Linked DNA regions of Homo sapiens: region 2 is linked to region 1. Evidence: chromatin contacts called from ENCODE Hi-C or POLR2A ChIA-PET data. All regions are on one chromosome and are shown on one strand. The core of a region is the stretch at or near the end of the contact, and the rest is flanking DNA. Distances in the headings are between cores, read along the strand shown. Region 1 has its middle 40 kb from the start of GGTLC2. Region 2 holds the start of ZNF280B (zinc finger protein 280B).

Region 1 (3,173 bases), core at 225-2,724:
ATCACTGGATTTTATTAATTTGATTATGATTTATGTTGGAGTTGTTTCCTTCATGTCTCCTATACTTGAATTTTGTTGAGCTTCTTGGATATTTCAGTTTATGGTTTTCACCAAAGGTGAAAAATATTTGGCCATTATTTATGCAAATACTTTTTTCTATTTCTCCTCCACCCATTTCTATTTCAAACACTAATTACACATACTTTAGGCTGTTTGAAGTTGTCCTACAACTCACTGATACTCTGTTCCTTTCTATCATTAATTTCCATAATTATTTTTCCCATATGTGTTTCATCTTGGACAATTTCTACTGCTGTATTATACAATTTGCTAATCTTTTTTTTTGCAGCTAATCTTTTTTTTTGCAGCTAATCTTTTTTCTGTTGTCAAACTCACCCAGTGTATTTTCTAAATTTCAGACATTGTAGTTTTCATCTTTACAAGTTCAATAATTCCTCTTTTTCGGTTTTCCATGTTTTCACTTTACATGTTCAATTATTCCTCTACTTCTTCTTCAAACAAGAATAAAATTATAATAATTGTGTGTGTATTGACTCCTGATTCACCCTTTTCATAGCCTACCTGGAGACCTGGAGGGAAGGGCAGCCTCAAGGTCTCATATCTGGGTGAACAGGGCAAGACCTGCTCATGAATTTGTCCACAGTTTTTTCCTGGAGCTGAAGAAAGAGTGTGACAGATGGAGAAAAGGTTTTTGTCTCACTTCCCCTTCTGCCTGTGTCACCGCGGAATGAGTACGACTGCTGTCCCATGACTGACAGTAATAGTCAGCCTTGTCTTCAACCTGAATCCCAGTGATGGTCAGGGTGGCCATGTTCCCTGAGCTGGAGCCAGAGAATTTCTTAGGAATCCCTGAAGACTGGACACTGTTAAGTTAGATGACCAGCCCAGGGGCCTGGCTTGGCTTCTGCTTGTACCAGTTTACAACGGAGTCTTCTATGCTGTCTCCCTGGCAGGTGATCCTGGCTGTCTATCCCAAGGCCACAGACACTGCAGGCTCCTGACTCAGCTCAGAGGAAACCACGGAGCCTGCAAGAGAAGAGAGAAGAGGTGAGTCTGAAGATAAGGGTCTCATTTCCAGAGCCCCACACCCTGCATTACTCCCTGTGCTGAGCTGAATGTCAGGGCCAGGCTGATTCTTGGTCCTGTGGGGGCTGAGCCCTAGGAGGCAGCACCTGTGCAGAGAGTGAGGAGGGTGAGCAGGGGAGGGGTCCAGGCCATGGTGGAGATGCCCCAGAGCTCTGCCTCTGAGTCCACAGCTGGGAAGGGGCCTCCAGGCCTCTCTTAACATAGGAAGGGGATGCTCTTCATGCAAATCTACTTCCTTCCCTCCTGTGGCCTTGGTGAATGGCTCCCTAGTGAGCAGACAAGGGCTGGGCTTATAGAAGGGTATAAAAATGGGCCCTGTCCCCAGTTCTGTACAGATTCCTCACACTTTCTGGATGAGTGAGAAAGTGCTGCCCCCAACACATGCATACACTCCTCAGTTCCTGTTCTGGGGTGTTCACTGAGCTCGGCCAAGCACCTCAGCCATCCTCTCTATTGATGTGTCTGAGTTCTTATCTGAGCCCTGAGGCTGAGACCTTCATGTTAGCAATTTTCCAAGTTTAGAATAAAGGCCAGGTGGGTGCGATGAGTGGAGAGTGAATTTTACCAAATAGAAGAGGCCTCACAGGAAGCACCAGTCATGCCCTTTGCCTTTTACACTTGGGTGCTACCAGGGGACTTGAAGTTATTAGGGTCCCCAAACCAAAGTCCACAGCATCCTACTGTGCCCACACGGGGAATGTCATCTTCCATGTATGACTAGTTCACACAGAATGCCTGCTTATGAGTACTTAATATATGCCTGATGCTTTGGAGGGTGTATTAGACATGTCACCTCAACCAGGCATTCATTATAATTCTACAGTAACCCTATACATCAGGAAAGCACTGATGTCTACTGACAAGAGACCCAACATCAGGAGGTTACACGGTTTTCTCAAAGTTCTCAGATGGTAGTGAGTGGAATCCAAGACTCCATCCAGGAGACACACCTCAGAGCCTAACCATTCAGCCCCCTCCTTTCTCTACCTCCCACCCAGTGCTCCTTCTCCTCCTGCTTATCCAGTGCCCTAGGTCCCTCTTTTCACAACCCTCTACTCTTTAGTCAGGTGTACTGCCCTTCCTGAGTTCTGGGGACAGAGGTGAGGACATCCTAATGCTCCCTCTGGCAGATGAAAAAGGAGCATGTGTCTGCAGTGACACTGGGGACATCCAGATGCCTGGTCATGCTCCTTGTGCCAGGCTAATCTCTAGACAAGTTAGGATCAGGATTCCATTTTTGACGTGGTCAAGGCCACTAAGCCTGAACAACTGTCACACTAGATACTGAACCACTTTAACGTTAATACACATGATTGGCAAGAAAGTATTTCTCACCTGATATCCTATACATATATATTGGTTTTTAGACCTAGTTCTGCTGAGGATGTGATGAAACTAATTCCTTTGTAAGTGCCGCTGCATTGTAATTAGCAACGTCATGTGAAGCCCTGTAGGTGCCATGTGCACGGACCGAAACCTCCATGTGCTGACTCCTTGGGATTTAGTCTAAAGAGGTAACTGACCTAAGATTAGGCCACAGGCCACAAATACGCCCGCTCCTGTCCTTGGTGAGTGTGTGGCACACAGCTTCTCCATGCCTTCCCACCTGATGCGCATCCACTCCTCATCTCACTGGGCTCCTCCAGGTGTCCTGCTGGCCACTCGTGCAGGTCACTTGTAACACCTTTGCTTGTGGGTCCTGACATGCTAAGACGACCCTTGGAGAATGTACCTTCATAAAAGTGATCAGTGCTTGTGGGATAGGCAAAAACAGCAATTTATGAAAAATAGCAATACACTAAGCTTCAATAAAATATTCTTCATCATGAGCCCTTTTTGTTCTAGATCTATGTATAAAAAATTGCTTTCTTACTTGTTATTGGGCTTATCACAAGAATCTTCCCACTGAAAGGGATCCTTGGAGCACAATTTACAGGGACCATTGCCATTCATTCCACCGGAAAGAGACCAATAGAAAACATGCCTTTGATGGCCGAGGTTCACCTTTAAAATTGAAGTTATATTTAATGTCTTTGAGAAGGGAAGAAGTGTGAAACACACTGTAA
Region 2 (3,173 bases), core at 202-2,701, 96 kb after region 1:
TTGTTAGCCAATCGGGACAAACACAGAATGTGAGGTCCTGTTCCAGCCAATGGAAACCGGACACAGCAGTAGGGTGGATGCGTCAGGTTATAAATAACCCTGTATCCTTTGTTTGGGGTACTCTCGTGGCAAAACTGCTGGCGAGTGTACCCTTTCTGCAGAAAGTGAAAATGGCCTTGCTGAGAAAATTAAATTTATGTTCAAGTGCTATTTCTTTGCGGCACCAGGGAACAAGCATTTCTAACAACTAGCAAAATTAGGACATATCTAATTGAAGGATAATGAACATATTACCAAGCGGACTGGTGAGACACAGTTAAACTGGTACTTAAAGGTAAATTTATAGCATTAAATACAAGAGAAACAAAAAAGTTTACAAGCAAACGAGGTAGGCATTTTTCTCCAAAAGTTGTAATGAGAAGTAACAGAACAAGCCTATGAAGTCACGAAGGAAGAAAATAACAGAATGGAAGAAATAGATAAAATAGATAAGAAAATAACATTATAGATTAATTAAACCAAAAGCGATTTACCCGCCCCCCAAAAAGATTGCTAAAATAGACTTTTGGCAGAATTGGTCAATTCAAAAAAAAAATCAAAGCTGCAAGTAAACTGAGTGGGCAAACTTTCTGTAAAGGGCCAGACAGTAAATATTTTAAGCTTTTCATACATGGTCTCTGGCAATTAATCAACTTTGCTGTTGAAGCAGGAAAACAGGCATAAATAATACCGAAAGGAATGGGCATGTTTGTTGTTCCAATAAAACTTTATTTATGGACACTGAATTTTGAATTTCATATAATTTTCACATGCCACAAAATATTCTCTTTTTAGCCATTAAAAAAACGTGAAATCGGTTCTTAGCTTGCTGCCAGCTGTACAAAAACAGGTGGCAGGCTGGATTCAACTGGCCCCAGATGTAACTAGAAGAGGACAGATGTTAGGTTCAGTTGTTTCCTCACAATCCCTTAAGCATGGATAGTCAACAAAGGGACCACACCTGAGAATTATAACAGCTGGCCTTCTGGTGGGCAAACCATCCCCTGATGGACTGGAAGCCTACCCCCCACCCCAAGCCCTGGCTGCGACAGCTCTGGAACCCTGACTGCCTGGGTGCCCCTCAGCTCTGGAACCCTGACTGCCTGGATGCTCCTCAGCTCTGGAACCCTGACTGCTTGGATACCCCCTCAGCTCTGGAACCCTGACTGCCTGGAACCGTGATCCGGAACCCAAGATCCTTTCAAGGCCTCAGGGGTATTGCTGCTGCCCTCCTCCTTCTCAATTTAACCCCGCGTCCAGCCGTCGCCACCAGGGGCGTCAGAGCGCGCGCATGCTCCTAGCTCGGAGCCGCGCCGATCTCGCGCCGGCACCTGGCAGCCAATCGCAGGTCTCCACTGGACGCGCGCGTGTGGAGGCGTGCGCGTCGGCGGCGCCGGGGGCCTGAGGAGGCGTAGTCGCCGCCGGCTGTGCCCCGGGAGCGCCTCCGGGGCTGGTGCGTGGCCGGCAGCTCGCGAACAGCAGCTGATCCGGACTGGTAAGGACGGGGGCGTGGCGCGGCTTCAGCGTTCCCTGAGGGGAGACTTGAGGGATTTCATGGCGAGCCGCAGCCCTGCGGGTCGCGACACCGCGCTTGGCCGTGCGCTGCCGGAGCGGCCTTTGCAATACAGCCGCTTTCTGTGGGGGAGTGCAGGGCAGAAGCAGGTCCCACGATCCCCTCACGCACACCCCCTTCCCTAATCTCAGCGGGCGCCACTTTTACATCAGCCTCCACTCCCTCACGCAGACGCCCCCACCCCCGGGCTGGGCCCGGGCCTCCTGGAGAAGGGGCCTTTCCTGGCTCCCAGTGCGCTCCCCTCCCCCATCGCCCCCGCGGGGTCTCTTTTGGCGCTCAATGTATTTAAAAATCTGAAAACTGCTTTGTAACCCCAGGCCCTCCCCAGTTCTGGAGACCTGTAGGCCCAGACCCCTTAAGGCATTTGAATGTATGGGTCTCTCTCCCCTACCGCAGCGTCTTGTCTCATTTACTGCGTCGCTGTCGGGACTCTTAATGCAGCCCCTGGGACCCTAATGGAGTCCCTCCCGTGAGAGCCAGGACCTCGGGTGATTTGCAGGCTTTTGATTTGGGCAGTTGGCGGGTGGGACGTTTTCCTTTGCTAAGGTAGGGTAGATTGGAGGAACAGATCTGGGGGAAAGGAGTTCAGTTCACTTATCTGGTTAAGTGTGAGATGATTGATAAACACCTAAATGGCAATGTCAGGCAGTGGGATCGAAAATATTCTTGTGACATGTAAGTAACTAATGCTTCTCTCTGGTTACCTCAAGGATGTGACCTTCTGCCTGGAATAGCTCAAGTTCTTAAAAGTTGCGTTGTAATAAACCTGAGGTAAGAAAAGAGAAGTCTCCCTGATGAGGACCAAAGTTGTATTTTCGTCCTTCAGTTTCGCTCCCCTGCCCTTTCCTTTGCTGAAACATAGCTGTTTGGTATTCAATATTTTACTGAGGGAATCTGAATGATGTGTTTGATTAGTTCAGGCCAATTGTTGATGTAGGTCATTCGGGAACCCTCTAAATTGCTTTGTTGAGAAAGGAGAGGGTGGTAGTGGCATTCTTTTACCACATCTCTTGAAAAAAAAAAAAAGAGCATCAGGGATGTTAAGTTATATAAAGCTGACTCCTTTTATCCTACCCTCTTTCTCAGCGACTGTATTTCATGAGGTAACTGCATGCAGCAGGACAGGGGAGGTCATCTGAAGTCATTGCATGCCAGTAGGTGAGATTATAGTGAATTGTGTGCCCAGCAATTTGTGATTACAGCTCAGTGAGACCCATTGTATTAGTTATCTATTGCCGTGTAACAAATTGTCTCAAAACTTAGTAGTTTAAAAAAAAATTTATTACCTCATAGTTTTTGAAGGTCTGGAATCCAAGAGTGGCTTAGCTGGCTGTTTCTGGCTCAAGGTCACTCATGAGGTTTCAGTGAAACCCTTGGCTGGATTGTCAGTCTCTGCGGAATTGACTTGGTTTGGATCATCTGCCTCTAAGCTCACTCACTGGGCTGTTGGCAAGAGGCCTCAGTTCCTTGCTCTGTGGGCCTCTCCATGGGGCTGTTCATGTCACAGCAGCTGGCTTACTTCAGAGCAAATGATTCAAGAGACCTTGTACCCAAGATGAAG

Evidence for each region. A loop is a pair of places that touch in the nucleus more often than their neighbours do. ChIA-PET counts read pairs that join two places held with the same protein, here RNA polymerase II (POLR2A). Pooled maps may share reads with other maps.
Region 2: a pooled map shows a loop between it and region 1 (2.3-fold over the local background). The contact joins the promoter of ZNF280B here to the enhancer-like site in region 1. A Hi-C loop is called at or near these places in 2 of 50 pooled maps. POLR2A ChIA-PET finds 5 or more read pairs at or near these places in 3 of 52 experiments (K562, OCI-LY7 and Panc1).

The regions. Positions count from the first base shown.
Region 1 is chr22:22,602,759-22,605,931 of GRCh38, reverse strand. It overlaps IGL and the pseudogene IGLV3-31. Among named protein-coding and RNA genes, the nearest start is that of GGTLC2, 40 kb to the left of the region's middle. Within about 2 kb of position 1,474, at least 3 of the 41 ENCODE cell types and tissues checked have a DNase peak (open chromatin) inside an H3K27ac peak, as active enhancers do; they include OCI-LY7, where a contact is called at or near this core.
Region 2 is chr22:22,507,020-22,510,192 of GRCh38, reverse strand. It overlaps ZNF280B (zinc finger protein 280B), which reads left to right and starts at 1,451. Exons shown (of 4, transcript NM_080764.4): 1 at 1,451-1,534; 2 at 2,323-2,383. It also overlaps IGL.